2 separate regions of the Homo sapiens genome follow, and region 2 is linked to region 1. A link is an interaction called in ENCODE POLR2A ChIA-PET data of the cell type or tissue named here. Cell type or tissue: OCI-LY7. All regions are shown on one strand. Each heading gives the region's core, and the rest is flanking DNA. Links, peaks and the distances in the headings are about the cores only.

The links. ChIA-PET counts read pairs that join two places held together with the same protein. Peaks named below come from ENCODE experiments on the same cell type or tissue, not always from the same donor. Only the 100,000 strongest peaks of a DNase experiment are listed, where the experiment ranks them.
Region 2: POLR2A ChIA-PET joins it to region 1 with 12 read pairs; 3 of 35 experiments call an interaction of 5 or more read pairs at or near these places.

The regions. Positions count from the first base shown.
Region 1 is chr2:38,982,251-38,993,785 of GRCh38, reverse strand. SOS1 (SOS Ras/Rac guanine nucleotide exchange factor 1) reads left to right here. Exons shown (of 23, transcript NM_005633.4): 21 at 4,472-4,516; 22 at 6,195-6,313; 23 at 7,471-11,535. The coding sequence ends at 7,962. Among named protein-coding and RNA genes, the nearest start is that of ARHGEF33, 98 kb to the right of the region's middle. In OCI-LY7, for the core only: no CTCF peak of the experiment used is centred there; no DNase peak of the experiment used is centred there.
Region 2 is chr2:38,871,568-38,881,283 of GRCh38, reverse strand. DHX57 (DExH-box helicase 57) reads left to right here and starts at 5,350. Exons shown (of 24, transcript NM_198963.3): 1 at 5,350-5,497. MORN2 (MORN repeat containing 2) reads right to left here and starts at 5,308. Exons shown (of 5, transcript NM_001145450.3): 1 at 5,174-5,308; 2 at 1,055-1,105; 3 at 578-684. The coding sequence starts at 5,231. RefSeq lists an enhancer at 5,157-6,141. In OCI-LY7, for the core only: no CTCF peak of the experiment used is centred there; a DNase peak (open chromatin) is centred at 5,333; H3K4me3 peaks cover 2,323 bases.

The DNA.
Region 1 (11,535 bases), core at 1,826-9,825:
TAGAGGCAGCATGACATTATTATGGGGGAGGAGGTTGAGAAGCACTAACCTCGAAGTTAGAATTTCTGGTTTGTCATCCCAGTCTGCTAATTAGCTTTCTGATTTAAGACAAAATACTTTTTCTGTGCCTTCTGGGGGTCAAATTCGATTTTTAAGATTCTCTCAGTTGGAAGAAATCTAACTAAAAATATACTTAAAATAATTCTTTGGTAGTATATTATTTTGAAATTTGGTCCAGAATCCTATTTGTTTATTCCTGTAGTATACATACGTCTGTAGTTACCCAGTAGTCTTTGTTGTCTTTGGGCCATCTAAAGTATATTTGGGCTGGGCATGGTGTCTCACACCTGTAATTTCAACACTTTGGAAGGCCAAGGTGGGAAAATCACTTGAGGCCAGGACTTTGAGACCAGCCTGGGCAACACAGCGAGACCCCATCTCTCCTAAAAAATAAAAAAATTAGCTGAGAGGAGAGGTGTGCACCTGTAGTCCCAGCTACTTGGGAGGCTGAAGTGGGAGGATTGCTTGAGCTCAGGAGTGTGAGGCTGCAATGAGCTGTGATCATGCCACTGCACTCCAGCCTGGGCAACAGAGTGAGACCCTGTCTCAAAATAAATAAAGTGTATTTGTCTTGAGAATACTATGACTTGGCATTATTTGGTGACTGAAGGTCATGGAGTCTTTTTTTTTTTTTTAATTTTATAAAATTTTTGGTAGAGATAGGGTCTCGCTGTGTTGCCAAGGCTGATCTCAAACTTCTGGCCTCAAACAAACCTCCTGCCTTAACCTTCCAAAGTGCTGGGGTTATAGATGAGCCACTGTGCCCCGCCATGGAGTCATGTGATACACATAGTAAGCTGTCAGATATTTTTGATAAGTTCAAATAGACACCAAGTAAAAAAAGATTCCCATTTATTCTCCCCAGCTTGCCAACCCCCTAAATTAAGTAATGAAATGAAACCAGCACCTTTTCAGTATATCTGACTTAAAATCATTATTTATTCTGACCCATTTAACTGTTTGCAGGATTTTTTCCCTAGAGCAGACAGCTATAGGCCTGTATCATTAAGGATTCTCAAATAAGTGAACTATTGAAACCACATAAAAGCCATCAGTTGCAAATTCTACTTCTCTTTGTTTAAGTAGCTAAAAATGAAAGTGGTGGAAAAAACAGGAGATAAGCATATTAAGTTCTCTACTAGTGCTGAATCTTTAAATGACTAGCTAAGCAGCGAAGAAGAAATCATTCTAGAATGCAGTGCTCTGGATCCTGCTTTGTTATAAACAGTTATAATAGCATTAAGTTAACAGTATTTCACTTAAACAGCTGGACAGGTGGAGAAAACATTGTTTCAGGAGTTAGGCTTTGTAATCTTAGACTTGAGGGTTTTCTCAATTTCTCTTTGTTTATGATAAAGAAAAACCCTATTACTACTCCCTTTGTTTTTGGTTAAAAACTGAAAATAACTGATTTTGAAATCAAATAAACCAGTGTAATATAAAGCCATCCATGTGTTCTGCTAATCCCTTAAAACCTATCAGTTGCTTTTGTGTATTAAAGGTCTTCTCCACATGCTTTTGTCTTCACTTTTGCCTAACTAACAGATGTGCGAGTGCCAGAGGATCACCCAGAGCCTCCAACTTGCTACCCACTGTTTTGCCACCAGAGTGAATACCTATTTCCTTGTTTCCCTCAGGGCCTGGCAGAAAAGAACTGCCTTGACTGCAGTCATATGTCATCCCAACATATTCCACTCAAAGCAGTACAAAGTTCCATTGTTTAAGTTTTTCAAAAGGCAGAGTTTGACTAGAATTTTTTTTTATCAGTTATAATACTATACTATTCTTTTTTTACTCTTACGGTTTTTTCCCAAAATAATCTACTTTTAAAAACCTATAATTAATTATTTCAGCCAGTATCTGCTGCATATCTTATTCCTTGCTAAACACTTACACGTCTTCACTGGGAAAGCTTGCAGTCTTACTGAGAGATTAAAAATAATCATAGTGCAAAGAGATTCACAGTTAAACGCTAAAAATAGTGGTAAAGACATAAATACTGGAGAAGCTTATAGAAAGATGACCTCAGAATGAGCAAGAGTGGTCATGGAAAGCGTTGTGGCAAAGACAGGGCAGAGAAGTGGCCACGTACTTAGTGCTGCCACACATACATTCAAAGCCCTGCTCCACACCTTGCCCTGGCCAGGTCCACCTTTGAGGTGATGACGACAGTTGCTGAGAAAAGAGAAAAGACCACTGGCTCACTACTTGTTTCTGCTGCTATAATAGAGAGGAGAAAATGATGAAATGCTCTTTTTACCTTCCTGTTTGAAGATTGCCTGGTCATAAAAGGGAGTCAGAGGTCTGACTTCTCCATTTCCATCCCTTAGGGGACTCTTTAACAACAAAAAGAATGTATTACAAGTATGTCAAGCTGATAACGCAAGGCTTTTCCTCCTGGAAGATTGCTGTAGGTGATGAGTTTCTAATCCCAAATATATTTGCATTTACCAGGCTTTTGTGAGTTTAAGAAGTTATCTATCATATCTTTTTTTTTTTTTCTATAGAAAAATGCTTGTTTCTATCAAGAATGACTCCTTTATAAACTGGGGAGTATCTTTAAGAGTGGTTTCAACCCTGACTGTATAGTATCATCTGTTGAGGAGCTTAAAAAAAATATGTAGGCCCAGCCCACACTAGACTGGCATTGGTACCTGGTATCAGTATTTTTTAAAAACTTCCCATAGGATTCTAATGTACAGCCAAGATTGAGGACCATTTGTCTGTCATCTGGGATTATGCTTAATAAATTAATACTGTTTTTTAAATTAATTAGATTTCACTTCTAAGTCATTATCAGTAAATTTACTCAGTATCTAACTGACAAGAATTTCTAGCATATATTTCTTGATTAGTGCATGTAAAATTCTAAAAGAATTTCTATAGTATTTTCCAGGCAATAAGACAACTAGTGCCCCAAATTTACCAAATGCATGAGTCTAAGCCTGTGCTATATATAAATATACTCAAAGCCAAGTTTACATCTGTGTACACAAGTGTGCATGCATATGTACAATTAAAGACTATAGTTGTAACAGTCATGAGCTTGTGTTTTGATTTTACTCCTATTCCTGTATTGTATTAAGTGTACTATCATGTTCTTGAGGCATATCTCCAGGAGATATGTTTATTTCTTTTCCAGGAAAAGTGGGACATATATAAGTAGGGTAAACGCTAGAGCTAGATACTCCTTTAATCTCTATTACGTCAGATCTCTGGCTCCCTTTTACAACCAGGCAATCTTCAATTATAGGTGGCTAATAGGGAAGAAAATCATCGGCAGAGCAACAGCTTCATGTAATTTCAGAGTAGAAAAATGAATTTTAATCTTCTGAAAGGTAATATTAGAATTAGCTGGATTGCTACACTTAGGAATCATAGGTTCCAAATAAATATCAGTACATACGGAAATCAGATAATGGGACAGATTATTTGAAATTAGGGCTGCCTAGAAATCTGGAATGTGAGATCACCCTCCTTCTGACCAAATATGCTTGAATAAACTTAATATTCCAAATTATGTGAGGGATTGCCTATTGTGCAAAAAAAAAAAAACGAAATCTGAATTTAAAAAAAATTACCACAGTCTAGTATTATTTTAGTCTCTTGGATGTTATAACGTTATCTGTTCCATCTGTTGTTAATATGAGACACTGTACAAACAAACAACTATATTGATTTAGAATCAGTATAGATCACCTAGCTTTTTGTCTCAATTTTCCTACTTTAATGCTCTTGGGGCTTTCGCTTTTGATTTTCAGTTTTTTCCTTAAAATAATTAATATTGTTGAAATTAGACTTTCTAAATTTAAATTTATCAGAATTTCCTATGTAAAATGAGTCTAGGCACCAAATGTTTAATGACTTTAAAAAAAATGTTTATGACTATAAAAGGAAAAACCCTGTATCAATTTCAAGCTTGTTTTATATCCAAAGTGCTAGTTATTTTGTGATGAGAATATATGCCCCAAGAACATTTTTGAAAGACATATAATTAGTAACTTTTTTATTTTTCAACTTACATAAAATAAACTTATTACTTGTTTCACAAGTTTGAGTTTTCAAAATAATATTTACTAAATGGCATATTTATATACATCCAGCTGAACTTTTTGCTTGAATTGGGTTTCTACATTTTAAAAAGTCTTTCAGTAATATACGATTTTTTTATGAATGTTTTTCATTTAATAATTATGAAATCAAGTAAAGCTAAAAGGAATCTTAAATTCCCAATATGATATCATTTTTTTCTTCTCAAAAGTAAGTAGTAATGAGGTTTTACTATAAACTGTTACAGCATTCTTTAAAACGACAATGACAATAACATTTTCATCATAATACAAATTTTTGCAGATGAGTTGAATATATCAATGAAAGAAAAAAATCTACTTTTTCTTGTTTCCTTTCACAGGCAATGATACCGTCTTTATCCAAGTTACTCTGCCCCATGGCCCAAGTTAGTATATTTGGTTTAAGACTCATAATTCTTGCTTTGGCTTTAAAAATCAAACCAAGTGTAACCTTTCCTGCTAAAACTCTTCTTGGGTCTGGCAGCATTGGTACCTTGCTTGCAACATCCTAGAAGTGAGGCCTTCACTTGTGCTATCTTTAGATCATAAGTGATTTGCTTAAATTTATATATTTCTCATGCTTTTTATAAAACCTTGTTTCTCTCTTAAAAGAACATATTAAATAAGTGGCTTCCACATTTAACCATTTCTTTTTTCCAACTATAGAGTTCTAAGTATATTTTAATGCTCAACTTTGAAAAAAAAAAAAAGGCAAGAGCATGCATGCGCATATGGGAATGCTGGCAGCTACATGCAGTTTCTAAATCACAAAATATACTTAGCCTGATGGCAGGATAGATTATAGACAACTGCTTTTGACTTTAGAAGAACTTTCTTATAATTGTAATTATTCAAAGTATAGCCTAAATACTGATAAACAAAATAAAGTTCCATTTTAATTGTAAGGTAAACTAACAAGTCACTAAATTCCATTATTTTAATTATTTAAGCTAATATTTTTTTGCTGTCCTTTCATACAATTTCAAAATATGTACAATGGAAAATACTAGTTACAAGCTGAATTAACTATATTCTTAAGAAAAAAGGTAGGTGATCAAAATGTTGATCATTTAAATAATATCAGTACACAAAGTACTCTTTTTAAGTTCTATATTTTATAACATGTGACAAAATAAAAAGCTTAATGCTTAAAGGGAAAAAAAACTGCCAACTATAATTTTGAATGATGGTTTAAGTATTTTTTTCACATCTTTTTTTATAGTAGGTATAAACAACTAACTTAAGTGTTGTTTTCCAAAGTGTATTTATATGCCTACCTTATGTTCTTGTTACCATAAATGTCTGTAAGAGAGGTTCTAATTAGTAGCTTTACTTACTTTTTTTGTGCCAGTCCACCAACTTATTCTTAAATCAGATTCACTAGATTTTAGTGTAATTTCTGTTTTCATGGTCAGGGCTGCCTCCGTTGTCTTGAATAGTGCCATCACCGTTAAAATTTTTGGATTTAGAGTATAATGAGCCTCTTTTTGCTTACAGGCAAAGGGGAGCCTATAACTAAACAAAATGAGGAGAGGCCCCTCACCTAGACACTATGATTCTTTCCCTTGCATCCTTTGAGAGAAATGCTAGGGAGAGACATTGGAGAGAGTGGTTAAGAGCACACACTCTACTCCCAGGGACTATCCAGTAAGGTGGGGAAGTTCTATAAATTCTAATAAAGTCAAAGAAAAAAATGAACCCATTATAGAATCTAAAAATTACCATTCCAAAGATTTTCAGTAGCTCACTGTCTCCCAGACATCTGAGAATCAGACTCAATTAAAAATTTCAATAATAGAGTAACCATGGGAATGTTATTTTGTTCAGGCAAAATAACAGAATACCTTAGGCAGCTTTTTTCTAAATATTCTGCTAAAAAATGTCTGCATGCTTTTATGGCAGTTTGCTTTAATGAAATACTATTCGGTATTGGTTTATTGAACAGCTTTTGGTATTTCTACACATTACTTTTAATTATAAGCAATTTCCAGCTAAGACTTTTCAAGGTAAATAAATGAAATAAAATTCCTGTGGACTTTTTCTTAAAAATTTAACATCCCACAGGATCTGCTTCTGTATCATCTATAAGTTTAACCAAAGGCACTGATGAAGTGCCTGTCCCTCCTCCTGTTCCTCCACGAAGACGACCAGAATCTGCCCCAGCAGAATCTTCACCATCTAAGGTAAAGTAAGAAATCTTGTTGTGTAGAAATTGGAATCATTACAGTTCATTATAATAAACGGCTGTCTAGTTTAGTTCTCACTAGGATAAGTTAACATTTCAGAGTATACAGGCTTAATAGTTTAAACAAGGATTACATATAGATTTAGCATGCAGTAATGTTTCTTTCTTCTGAAGGTAGTTTTTTGGTATGCATTCAAGACCCTTGTAAACCTAAGGCTATGGTTATTTTCAGAAAAAAACAAAAGTTTTAATCTGTAAAGTAAGAGGAATTTGGTTTCAAGCAGTTCTTTAAAAGCATACAGAGAAAGTCCTGAAGCTTTGTATGAAGGCACATTATAAGTCAAACTGTATTTTGACATATGCTAAAATTTACTTATCTGAGCCCTTAATAGTAAATCTGACATACTTTTAAATGGAGTTTTCATGAAAATTCTGGGTTTGGAAGAGACCCCAAAGGCTCAAAATAGCTATTATTTCTACTTATTTAATTTTGTTTTTTTCTTTTTGGCCAGCTGTTAAACTTAATTCATTAGTTCTTAAGCTGTCCAGAGTGCAGAGCACCAGGATAAGTCAAGACAAGACACTCTTTGTAGAACTTCATGAATGTTAACATAGTTAACTTAAAATTATAAAATAGGTACTTTATGCTAAATTAGAAATGATCTTAGATTGAGTGATAAGCTAAGCAAGCAGTAGCAAACAAAATTTTGAGGAAAAAAATTTAAGTAAAAACTACGGCAAACTTTTTTTTTCTATGAATTGACAGAACCTCCCATTTAAAACATATGCCAGCCTTGGCAACAGAGCAAGACCTTGACTCTACAAAAAATGAAAAAAATTAGCCAGGCATGGTGGTACATGCCAGTGGTCCTTGCTGCTTGGGATGCTGAGGTCGGGGGATCACTTGAGCCCAGGAAGTTGAGGCTACAGTGAGCCATGATTGCACCACTGCACTCCAGTCTGGGCAATAGAGCAAGGCATTGTCTCAAAAAAAAAAATTTTTTTTTAATTAAAAAGAAAACATATGGCAAAACTCCCTGTTCCACACTTAGCATCCTGCCAATAGCATGTTTGAAAACCCCAACTTAATTCTTATAGTCATGATACTTCATAAATTTATTAATAAATGTGTATTTTATTCTTTTCATTTGTTAGATTATGTCTAAGCATTTGGACAGTCCCCCAGCCATTCCTCCTAGGCAACCCACATCAAAAGCCTATTCACCACGATATTCAATATCAGACCGGACCTCTATCTCAGACCCTCCTGAAAGCCCTCCCTTATTACCACCACGAGAACCTGTGAGGACACCTGATGTTTTCTCAAGCTCACCACTACATCTCCAACCTCCCCCTTTGGGCAAAAAAAGTGACCATGGCAATGCCTTCTTCCCAAACAGCCCTTCCCCCTTTACACCACCTCCTCCTCAAACACCTTCTCCTCACGGCACAAGAAGGCATCTGCCATCACCACCATTGACACAAGAAGTGGACCTTCATTCCATTGCTGGGCCGCCTGTTCCTCCACGACAAAGCACTTCTCAACATATCCCTAAACTCCCTCCAAAAACTTACAAAAGGGAGCACACACACCCATCCATGCACAGAGATGGACCACCACTGTTGGAGAATGCCCATTCTTCCTGAGTTCCTCTGTACTGGGATGTATATTTTCCTAGCCCCAAATCCATTGCTGGCAATGGATGCACTGAATGTGCCAGCACTGAGGAGTTAAAATGAGAACTCCAAACACTAACGACTCTTCTTCAAGATGCAGTATAAGACAATGAATTTTAACCTAGATGTAATTATACAATGGAAATGGTATTCCAGTTTAGAATATGGAAAGACCGACCTAGAGGAATTGGACAACTGATTGCACCTGAAAATCATAAAGGGACTTTTTCTGGCCAATAGGCAGGAGTCCTCTTTTTGTGAAGTGATCTTTTGTGAAGTGATCATTAAAGGGATGGAAAACACAGTCTAGTGTCCAGCAGGCCCACATGACAGTTTTTGTAATTCAAATTATGCACTTTTAAAAAAAAAAACTTAAACAGGGATCTTAATATCTTCCTTTGTTTTCCTTTGCTTTACTCTTCTACTTTAGAATATTTTCTTAAAAATCACTCAAAGGACTGTGAGGAAAGGCTGTGGTACCTGACCTTGTTGAAATCAAGGCCCGGCACTGTACTACAGGCCTGTTTACAGATTATTACGGTGAACTGAATGGGTACCGAGGCTTCACCAAAGAGGTACTTTTTTGTTGTTGTTGTTGTTTTAGGAATAATTGTACCAATTTTAAGAGCATTCCCCCCACCTGTCCCCACACACCCAAACAAAATGTGGTGGTGTTGCCTTCAAAAAAGAGAAGTTTTGTGTCATTAACATGACAGAAGAACTTTTTAAAAAAAAATAACTGTCAACTATTCTATTTGCATTTAGGAGACTGTTCATCTATGCTAGATTGTCATTTTCCCTCCTTCTCCCACAGAAGTTTACTGGTAGTCCATGTCATGGCTCGTAGCTATCCCTCTAACCATACCATGGAAATGCAGGCACCCAATGTGAAAAGGAGCACTTGCTGGGCATCACTGACACCGCTCATGTTTTACACATAGTTGAGTAATCAGCATATCTAGAATTATCTTGCATTGCCTAAATCATATGTATATAGTGAATGTTATATAATATACCTGGCAGGTCTGTTTTAATTTAATTGAATAAAGATACAAATACTTTGTTTGGCTGGCATATATTAAATTATTATATGAAGAAAATGGTTGATTCTTATTTCTTTTAGTTGAAAAACACACAAAAACACTAAACATAAAAGCACGTTTTGTGGTACGCCTTGGTTTCTAGTTCTGGATATATGTATTAATCTTAAAGAATGATCTAAAGTCACAGCTTGGCATATAGGAAGATACTTGGTTAGAATAGGATGGGTATCTTTTAAGCAGAACTTTGTAAGTAAGTTTTAAGTTCCTAAGCAACAAGTATACAGTTTGTTAAGGTTTATATTGAACATTCTACCTTGCTTGAGGTTTTCTGCTTTATCAAAACTATTCATAATAGAACATCTACCTGCATCATTACTATCATAATATGGATTATTCATAAAGCGTATGTACTGTTCTTCTGAGTCTAACAAATACTGTGACTGAAATGCATGCACCTTGTTGAAGAGAAAACATTTTATTAATCTCCACTATAATGTCTGTGAAATGTGCAGTATTCCATCCTTAGAGAGTTTATCTGGTTCATCAGCATCTGCATGTATCCTCTGAATAATGAAGCAACATTTCAGCAATTCTGTTAACCACACCATTAGAGACATTTTTAGAAGTGCTGCAACATGGTGGGAACCTAGTACTTTAATAATTTCCTATGATATTTATTAGAGCATAAAATGTACATCACGATAGTACAGTATGTAGTCCTTTAAGACCAGAAGGTATGTTAACTGCACCATCATTAAGCAGTCTATCCTATTTTCTTATTTATTTGTTAGAATTGAATCCTTTCTCAATATCTGTACCATTCCTATGATGGTAGCCATTCTTCTCTTTATAAAATATTTCCTCTTTGAAAAGCGTCCTAAAACATTAATTTCAAATCCCCTCTTGGATGCAAAGTGTCCCTAAGACCATCCATTCAACAGTATTTATGTGAGCCAACTTACTAGAGCCGCTACAACTAATCATGATAGACAGTCCAGAATCTCCCTGGACTTTATACTGGGCCAGCCTCATTGTCCCTAAGATTTCTCTTTTTATGTCTCATGGATTACTTCTCTTTTTAATTGCCCCAGGCACATTCCAAATGAGAACCTGGTAAAAGTCACATTGGACCCCCTTCAGTATGTCTTCGGCTAATGTGTTAGCCTTCAATAAGGTGATAACCCCTTTTCAACCTATCTAGTCTATAAAGAGGAAAAATTCAGATTTGGAGTTCTAATCCTATTTCTCCCAAAGGGAACTATTCTTCTACCCCATGGTTCTAGGAGACCACTTCACTGTGCAACAGTTTTACATGCATTGTGGATGGAGGATATTTTTATTCTGAACTGTTACATTTAGGTAAAAATATTTTCTGCAGTGGTAACTGATTAGAAAAATGCCAATTGGATGCCCTTAGGTGGAGGTGAGAAAATGGCATCCTTGCCTTCTTCTCAATATGAAACATTAACTAGTTGACAAATTTATCCTTGTAGTAATGAAAATCTATTTAATCAGGGACCAGAAATGGCTGAGGAGATAAATGCATCATTACAAAATTCTGCTTTTGAATCCTGGACATTACAAGGGGGTAAATGCAGCATGACTTTTTGTTAACCACATTCCAAAATGTGGAACATTTCTTTTAGAAATGAAAATATTTCAAGGCTGATGTATTTTAAGACTACACATTATCAGGAAACATACATTGAGAGTTCGCTTAATTAAAGGTTGTTGGGCATCAAATTATGTTTAGTAGGTTACTATTCTCTAACAACTCAAGGATGCTTTAATGGATCTGAATTTGACAAAGAGCATGCCACACTAATACTACAGTCAACAACAGCCCAGAGAACAATTACTATGTCAGCTGGAGGCTATATTATGATTCTAAATTCTTAAAGGTTTTTTTCCCTCCATAAATCAAAAATTACCTTATGTAAACCAAAAATTAGTTGGTATTTATGGTCATGATCTTAATTCTCAAGTTTAGCTTAATCTTGTATTTCATTGTTTGTCTTCTAATATGACAGCTTAAATTCAGATTTTTAAGTGACTCAGCAAAATAGGAGGAGTGTCCCAATTTATTAGTGTTGTACATATTGAAGAAAACCTTTTTGTTCCTTCAGATTTAGAAAGAAACAGTTTAACCATTTATTTCTTGGTATTCTGCTGCTGTGAATAGGTTTACTTATTCTTTTAACATATATTGTGTGACTACGCAAGTATAGGTCCTGTTGTATTGCATTAATCTTTACCAGTAACTAAACATCACAAGGTTAATATTGGTTTGGCTGAAAGAATTATGCAGTAAAGTTATTTATAAGGGAACATGATGACTTTATTCAATATTTTTCTTCTTTGAAACATCTCATTACTAACTTTTAAGATTATTTCATAATCCCTTATACATGAGCCAATGAAATATTTTGAGCTCTACTTAAGAAGCATGAAGTCTATATTATAAATCTAAACAACAAAAGCACTTGTAACTTGTTTAGTA
Region 2 (9,716 bases), core at 1,717-9,716, 110 kb after region 1:
TTCCTTCATCTGTATCTATCTGTGAAGCCCAGTAAATTAAATGTTCTGGATCTGGGACATTTGAACATCAGGGGGTCCATGATGAAGATAAATAGGGGTCCTCAAGATACCCTGAATGTATCAGAAATCTTAAAGGGCAACCAGTTTAGTTAGTTCAGGAAACCAGTACAAAGTAGTTGTTAAGAATTCAAATTTGGATTTGAGCAGACCAGGGTATACTTTCCTGTTTTATCATTTACTAGCTGGGCAAGAAACCTGAGCCTGATTTTCCTCATTTGTAAAATAGAGTATTAATGGTACCTATCTCATGAGGTTATTATGAGGATTAAATGAGAAAATTATGTAACGGATTCAGCTTTACTCAATGAATAGGAGATGAGAAAGAAAGTAACGATGATTAGCTTTCTACAGTGAGTTTAATATTACTCATAAGTTAATATATGTTAATATGATCATTTGTTATTTTTATTATATAGTCTACTCATTATAGGAGTTTTTGATTAATGGTGAAATGCCTGGAATCACTAAACCTACAGGGTTATTTATCCACTGCCAATATTAAAAACAACAATAATACCTTGTCATCTTTCCAGCTTCCTGTGTAGACAATCCCATTAGGAGTGGTATGAATACCTATTCCATTTCTCTCGTAGATTCCAGAAGATGTTCTTGTACAGTCACCATCTAAACAGAGGAGAAAAACTGAAGATTATAAATGAGAATAGTTATGTCTGGGCCTAATCGCAACTACACCTCATGGGTTTCTTTGGCTCCCTAGCACTGAAACCAGTGAGACCAGAGATGAGAAAATCCATGGACACAGAACATCTTGTAACAATTGAGACTCAAGGGCCAGGAAGATTGACAGATCCCATAGGTTTCCAAGGCATTGGAATTTTGATTTTAAAAGCTCTTTATCTATTAGGATTTCTGTTATTTTAGTTAATAAAGTTAATATCCTAATAGTAGTTTTATAAAATTTAACAGTCTCAGTTTTTTATTCCTAAGCTATTTAATTTTCTATACAGAAAAAGTAATTGAAGCGTATACTTACCATACTTGTCTCCATTTGGAAAGATAAAGCTGATCTTATACACTTCTGAAGCTGTTTTAAAAGATTTAAAAACAGTGACATAAGTTTACTTTTTTTTCGATAGAGGCAAGGTTTCACTACATTGCCCAGGCCAGTCTCAAACTCCTGGGCTCAAGCGATCCTCCCGCCTCAGCCTCCCAAAGTGCTGGGGATGCAAATGTGAGCCACCACACCCAACCAAGTGTAAACATTCTTATGTCATAAGACCTATACCCAATGTGCTTTCAGCACTATCCAAATGGACTTACTTCTCAAGATCACATCATATCATGATTACTTGGTATTTCCATTGTCTAATGTAGGGTCCCGGGGAAATAAACAATTTTGCCTAGATGATCTCTTTTAAAATTTATTTATTATGATAGCTTTATTAATATATAATTCACACACCACAAAATCTACCCTTTAAAAAAATACAATTTGATTTTTTTAGTATATTCAGAGTTGTGCAACTATCATCACAATCTAATTTTAGAATATTTTAATCATCCCAGAAAGAAACTCTGTACACATTAGCAGTTACCCATTATGATTCCCCTCAAACACCCCTCACCCCACAACCCCAAACCCCTGGCAACCACTAATCTACTTTCTGCCTCAGGGATTTGCCTATTCTGGACATTTCTTATAAATGAAATCATATAATATGTGGTCCTTTATGTCTGGCTCGTTTCACTTAATGTTTCCAAGGCTCATCCATGTTGCATCGTGTATCAGTACTTCATTCCTTTTTATAGCCAAGTATATTGTATAAATATGTTGTACAGAAACAGCATATTTTGTTTATTCATTCATCAGTTCATGGACATGTAGGTTGTTTCCAGTTTGAGGCCATTATGAATAATACTGCTATAAACACTGATGTACATTTTCAAAACATACAGCTTCCTAGGAGTAAAAAAAAAATTGGTGTACAGATTTTTGTGTGGATATGTTTTTATTTCTCTTTGGTAGCCCATATGATTTACTGATTGTCCCACAGAGGTAAGGTGGAGTGAGGAATCTTTAAATTGGCAATAGGAAGAAATGGAAAATAAAGATAGCAAGTGGGGAAGGGCTGGTAGGTCCACACAGAATGAGACTGGAATGGAGACCAAGTGAAAAAGGAAGAAAGAGGACCGCAAGACTGAGGGGGACTCTGGGCCTCAGATCCCTGGACACTTACTGGACTAAAACTAGAAACTGTATTTTCCGATACTGAAGAAAACTTATGTAGAGACGGTATGCAGGCCCATCCTTCAGAATCACCTGAGATGCTTCTAAGTTTCTTCTCTCTACCCCACATCTACTGAATCAGTCTTTACGGGTGGGGCAAGGGAATTTAAAAATTAATTTAGGTACCACTTGAGAAAGGCTTGGAGGCTCATCACTGAGGAAACAGAGTTAACACAATAGGTAGAGGACTTAAACTGTAACATCCTCAGAGAGAAAGGGAGAGTATTAGTATCCTTGAAATAGGAACAGGTGATTACAAAAAACAAAAAACAATTAGCAATCCAGGAAATGAATAATATAATTGGTGAAATAAAACTTCTTAGAAGGGATGAAAAGCAGAATAGATACAATTGAAAACAAATTAGTGAACTGGAACATTAGGTTGAAAAATGTGCTTAGAAAGTAGCACAAAGTGTGAGTGAGATGGCTGGAAAAAAAATTTTTTAATTAAAAAAAAAGAAAGTAGCACAAAGAATTTTAAAATGATGGAAAGTGGATCCAAAAGGCTACTGTCAGTCTAATAAGAATTCCAGAGGGAAAGAATAAGGGATATTTGAATAAATAGCCAAATTTTTCTCAGAACTGAAGAAAATGACTGCTTGGACTACAAATGGGAACTAAGCAAAATCCCACACCTAGACAGGTTACAGTACAATTTCATGACATAAAGACCAAAGGCCAGCTAGGCTAGTTAAAAACAAGCAAACAAAAACCAGATTACCTACAATAAACTACAAAGGACTGACATTAGCAACAGTGGATTCTAAAAAAAAATGGCACTATGTCTTTAAAATTCCGAGACAAAATTATTTTCAACCTAATATTCTACATCCAACGAAACTATCAATCTAAAATCATGGAAACTGGCAGGCACGCTGGTAGGATGAATTACTGGCTCATGCCTGGAATCCCAGCACTTCGGGAGGCTGAGGAGGGTGGGTTGCTTGAGCCTAGGAGTTCGAGACCAGCCTGGGCAACATGGTGAAACCCATTCTCCACAAAAAATACAAGAATTAGCTGGGTGTGGTGTTGCATGCTTGTTGTCCATGCTACTTGGGGGCTGAGGTGGGAGGATCGCTTGAGCCCAGGAAGTGAAGGCTGCAGTGAGTCCGATCACACCCTGCCCTCCAGCCTGGGTGAGACAGCAAGACTCTGTCTTAAAAAAATAATAAAATAAAAAAAATTAAGTTTTAAAAATAGAATCTGGTGGCTCATGCCTGTAATCCCAACGCTTTGGGTGGGTGAGGTGGGAGGACTGCTTGAGCCCAGGAGTTTGAGACCAGCCTGGGCAACATAGTGAGATTCCATCTACACCAAAATTAAAAACTCAAAAAGAAAAAAAAAGAATCTGTAACTAAAACTCAGGTAATATCAATATGGAAATGGTGTGGAGGATAGAGAGCAATCTTGCTAGAATTCTGATCTCGTTTAGGGGTTAAATATAGACACTAATTAACACTAAATCTTAGAAAAATCTGAATTTAGTTATGTTTGCTTATTTTTTCCCCATAATTTCTAAGATTTGGTTGTGGATAAAGGGTGAAGTATGGTGGTATACAGAAATTGCCATGTGTGCTCATTAATTAGTTATTTACATGTCTGCAAGATGTGAAATTCCAAGAGAGCAGGGACACAGAGCTACTTTCTTTCTTTTTTATTTTTTAATTTAATTTAATTTAATTTAATTTATTTATTTATTTATTTATTTTTGAGACGGAGTCTCGCTCTGTCGCCCAGGCTGGAGTGCAGTGGCTTGATCTCGTCTCACTGCAACCTCCGCCTCCCGGGTTCACGCCATTCTCCTGCCTCAGCCTCCCAAGTAGCTGGAACTACAGGCGTCAGAGCTACTTTCTAAGTGTTTAACTAATGATAACTAACTAGATTACCAGATCTGCTTGTAGTTTCCCACAGATGCCATGCCGTACTCTGGGTGGAACACCCTTCTCTTCTTTACCTGGTTAACTGCTATTCATCCTCAAGAGTTGGCAAAATAGAGTGTAGTAGTTAGGGGTTCATGCTCTGGCATCGGACTACCTACCTTTGCATCCAGACTCCACCATTTTCTCTGACCTTGGACAAATAATTATCTTATGCCTCAGTTTCCTCATCCTTAGATGGGGCAAATCAAGTAAATGAGCTAATCTAGTTAAAGCACTTAGCCCAGTGTCTAAACTCTGTAAATATTAGCTATTGTATTCTTGTAGCCCCAGCTCAGGTATGAGCTCTCCCACAAAGCCTTTCTTCTCATTACTTGTCAACCTCAGACTCCTTCAGGAACCCCCACGGCACTCTGGGCCTATTCCTACTGTAGTACTTAAGGTTCTATTAAAACCATGCTTTTGTATCGGGATCCCCTATCCCACCCAGTTCCTCCAGGACACGGATGGCAGATTAGTCAAATCTCTTCTCACCCCACTGTCCGACTCCGTGTTTAGTACTAATAGTAACAGAACGTCTAGTGAATGAAGGGCACTTCGGAAGGAATCGTTAAGTGCCTATGAAGCAGAGCATTAAACGTAATCATATCAGAAACTGGACTGTTTTCAATTGCCGCTAAAATGTTCTACATTCGAAACTTGGGAACGTCAGAGCTAGAGGGAACCTCACAGAGACCACCCGGCACCATAGCGGAAACTGAGGCCCAGGGAGGTTGGCACGCGCCTCGGGTGTCTCAACAGCGAATTAACAACAGAATCAGAGCTAGATTCCCAGACCAGGGGTTCCCCCGTGCCCCTCGGCTAGACGGTCAGGAAATATATCACACCCCCACAGGAGTTACCGGGAGCCAAGCAGGTTCTGACTCCACGCTAGTTCGACTTAAAGGAGCTCTTCTCTGCCCGGGTCGTTAGGAGGAGGGACACTCACTTGGCCGAGAGGTGTTAGAGAGATCTTCCAAACTCTGCGACTCCCCCTGGGCGGCCAGCTCTGCGGCCGGGAGAGAACTAGGCGCTAGGACAGCTCCAGGTGCGACTTGGTTGCTGGGGCGACCGGGCACCTCTCACCCGGAAGCGAATACGCGAGGGGCTGTAGCTGAGCCAATCAGAAGGCGCCGGGACTGTGCCGCTGCAGCTGGGCCACCGCAGGGCTGCTCCAAGTGAGAATCGTGAGGGTGGCCAAGTCCAGTTTGGACCTCTGACCCTTGGGCAGCACCTCCCGACAGCCGGCTCGGGACCCAACTCTGCGAGCCAGGTACGTCTTCCACTTCTGCGGACAAGTGATGCGCGTTGTGCGCACGGTGTGCGCGTCACCCTGTTTGTCAGTGTGTCTGCCGCCTCCTGCTCCAGGAGTGGTCGGGATCTGACGAGCATCGCGGCCCAGTGTGTTTCATCCAGTCTGCCTGGGGCCGGTGAATCTGGACCAGCAGGATCCCAGGCCCTGATACCGAACCAAGGCGGGCTCTGCCGCTGAGGTTGTCCACGCTCAAACTGCAGGTTGGGGCCGGGGGGGGCGGGGCGTGAAATTCAGTCTTGGAGCAGGCTAAGGGGTTGATTGAAGGGATCAGGCTCCGTTCTCTGACTCCGTCTGTGTGGCTTTTTTGGGGAGAAGGGTGGGGACGATGTGAGTTCGAAAAAGGATACGAGATCTGGATATCTGGATGGAGCTGGATATATTGTGATCAGTCAGAGATCTGCCTGGGAGGAGAGTAGTGTGTAGTCACTTTTCAGTGCCTTGGCTATCAAACAAAGAATACTCTTACAGCCAAACTTAGGTCCCTGTATCCATGGTGAAGAAAGATAGTTGGAGTCTTCCCGGGCTAGATGGAATAGATAGTGGAATCTAACCACGTGGATTATACAACCTAATTCCTATTCCCTTGAAAACTCTGGGAGAGTGGTATTGGACACCATTACAGTCAGTAAATCTTCGTTTAAAATGTTAAGCGCATATCTCAGATCTAGTTGTAAAAGTAACATTTTCTGGGTTGGTGTGAGACAACTTGTTTTGATTCAGCGTAAGTATCCTCTTGCTTTTTCCTAATGTTTCTCAGTACACAAATTTACCTGGGCTGCATGGTTTTTGAGATGAAGTTCTAATCTAACTGATTTGTTATTTCATTTCCCTAAATTTTAGAAATAATAGGTAATTATTGGTGCACAACCTTACAGAATTCAGTTTGACCTGTTATTTTTCTTGCCTGTTAAGATTTTAATGACTCTACATTTTTGTGAGTAAAGTTGACGTTTGAACAACATGGGTATGAACTACCCGGCTCCACTTACAGGTGGATTTTTCCCAACCCAACACAGATTGAAAATACAGTATTTCAGGTCGGGCGCGGTGGCTCACGCCTGTAATCCCAGCACTGTGGGAGGCCGAGGCGGGCGGATCACGAGGTCAGGAGATCGAGACCATCCTGGCTAACACGGTGAAACCCTGTCTCTACTAAAAATACAAAAAATTAGCCGGGCATGGTGGCGGGTGCCTGTAGTCCCAGCTACTCAGGAGGCTGAGGCAGGAGAATGGCGTGAACCCGGGAGGTGGAGGTTGCAGTGAGCTGAGACTGCGCCAGTGCACTCCAGCCTGGGCGACAGAGTGAGACTCTGTCTCAAAAAAAAAAAAAAAAAAAAAAAAAATACAGTATTTCAACTAGGCACAGTGGCTCATGCCGGTAATCTCAGCACTTTGGGAGGCCAAGGTGAGACGATTGCTTGAGCTCAGGAGTACGAGACCAGCTTGGGCAGCAAAGCGAAACCTCATTTCTACTAAAAAATGTTTAAAGTAGCTGGGTGTGGTGGTGCACCTGTGGTCCCAGCTATTCAGGAGGCTGAGGCAGGAGGATTGCTTGAGCCTAGGAGATCGAGGCTGCAGTAAGCTATGATCGTACCACTGCACTGCAGCCTGGGTGATAGAGCAAGATCCAGTCTCAAAAAAAAAGAAAGAAAGAAAAAAGAAAAGACAGTATTCCTGGAATGCAAAACCCACATACAGAGGGCCAACTTTTCCTCTATGCAGGTTCTACAGGGCTGACTGGAGAACTTGAGTATCCGTGGATTTTGGTATACATGGGGGTTCTGGAACCAATCCCCTGTGTATACCGAGGGATGACTATTTCATGGCTCATTCTGTCAATTTCTTCCGGATGTCCTTTAAAATCTCAAAGAGGCCTTACCCAACCACTCTATCTAAAATAACTGCCTCGGGGGTTTTTTTTCCTTGATAGCACTTAAGTTATAATATATATCTATTTGTTTAATGTCTGTGTTACCCTCTAGAAGGTAAGCTTCATGAAGCAGAAATTTTGTCTTTTTTGCTGTTATATCCCCAGGATCTGGCACATAATAAGTGCTCAATAAATATTTGTGGAATGAATAAATAGATGAACAAATCTCCATTCCCACATAAGTCATTTTTTCAACCTTCAATCATTCATTCCACAAATAGATACTGAATTCCTACCATATGCTAGACACTGTGTTAAGGGTACAGTGGTAATCAAAATAGACATAGTCTTGTTTTCAAAGAGCTTTCTGGGAGTAGAAAGGAGAGACAAACTTAAGATAAACTCTGAATACATATGTATAATCATCAGCAATTTTGAAGAAAGGAATACCTAGGAAGACCTAGTTTAATATACACATATTTGTGAGTTTCCCAAATTTTTTCTAGCTTTTGATTTCTAATTCCATTTTGGTTGGAGAACATAGTTCATATTATTTCTTTCTTTTTACATTTATTGAGGTTTATGGCTGGGCACAGTGGCTCACGCCTGTAATCCCTGCACTTTGGGAGGCCAAGGTGGACAGATCACCTGAGGTCAGGAATTCGAGACCAGCCTGACCAACATGGTGAAACACCATCTCTACTAAAAATACAAAAATTAGTCAGGGAGCATGGTGGCGGGTGCCTGTAGTCCCAGCTACTCGGGAGGCTGAGGCAGGAGAATCGCTTGAACCTGGGAGGCGGAGGTTGCTGTGAGCCAAGATTGTGCCACTGCACTCCAGCCTGGGCGACAGAGCAAGACTCTGTCTTAAAAAAAAAAAAATGTATTGAGGTTTCTTTTATCACCTAGTATGGTCTATATCCTGGAAAATGTTTCATGTGTACTTCAGAAGTATGTATAGTTCGTTGTTGGGTGGAGTGTTCTATAGACACCTATTAGGTCTAGTTGGTTAGAGTGTTGTTCAAGTCTTTTATTTCCTTGTTGATCCTCTGTCTAGTTGTTCTACCATTAAAAGTGAGGTACTGTAGTCTCCTACTATTATTATTGAATTGTCTAATTCTCCCTTCATTTCTGTCAGTTGTTGCTTTGTGTATTTTGGTGCCTTATTATTAGGTACATATGTGTTTTTAATTGTTATCATTTCCTGGCAGATTAACCCTTTTATCATTAAGAAATATCCCTATCTCTAGTAATATTTTTTGCTTTAAAGTCTGTTTTGTAAGCTATTAACATAGCCACTCCACCTTTCTTGTAGTTGCTGTTTGCAAGATCATCTTTTTCCATCCTTTTACTTTTCATTTATTGTGTCTTTGAATTTAAAGTGCCTCTCCTGCAGACAGAATATATTTGGATCCTGTTTGTTAATCAAGTCTGACAATCTCTGTCTTTTGATTGGACTGCTTTATTCTCTCACATTTATTTTTATTGTCTATATACTGAGAATTACATCTAACTCTATTCTACTTTTGGATGTCTGTATTTCTCAATGTCTATTTTTTCTTCTGTTCTTACTTTATGCTTTCATTTGCATTTAGTCATTAAGTGAATATTTTCTAATGTAGTATTTTTGTGATTGCTTTGGGGTTTATGAACAACTTCAGATTTATATTAGCTTAATTCCAGCAATATTGCTATGGTTTGAATGTTTACCCCCAAAGTTCATGTATTAGACATTTAATTTCCAATGCAACAGTGTTAGGAGATGGGGCCTAATAACAGGTAATTCGATCATGAGGGCAGAGCCCTTATTAATGGTTTAATGTCACTAGCATGGGAGTGGGTTAGTTATAGCAAGAATGAGTTATTAGGCCGGGCGCGGTGGCTCACGCCTGTAATCCCAGCACTTTGGGAGGCCGAGGCAGGCGGATCACAAGGTCAAGAGATCGAGACCATCCTGGCTAACATGGTGAAACCCTGTCTCTACTAAAAATACAAAAAAACAAAAACTTAGCCGGCGGCGGTCACCTGTAGTCCCGGCTACTCCAGAGGCTGAGGTGGAAGAATGGCATGAACCAGGGAGGCAGACCTTGCAGTAAGCTGAGACCACGCTACTGCACTCCAGCTGGGGCAACAGAGTGAGACTGTCTCAAAAAAAAAAAAAAAAGAATGAGTTATTATAAAATAAGTCTGGCAGCTGGTACCTCTCTCTGTATCGTGCCCACTTCTGCCTTCCATCTTCCACCATGAGATGACACTACGCAGATGCCAGCATCATGCTCTTGGACTTCCCAGCCTCCATTACCATGA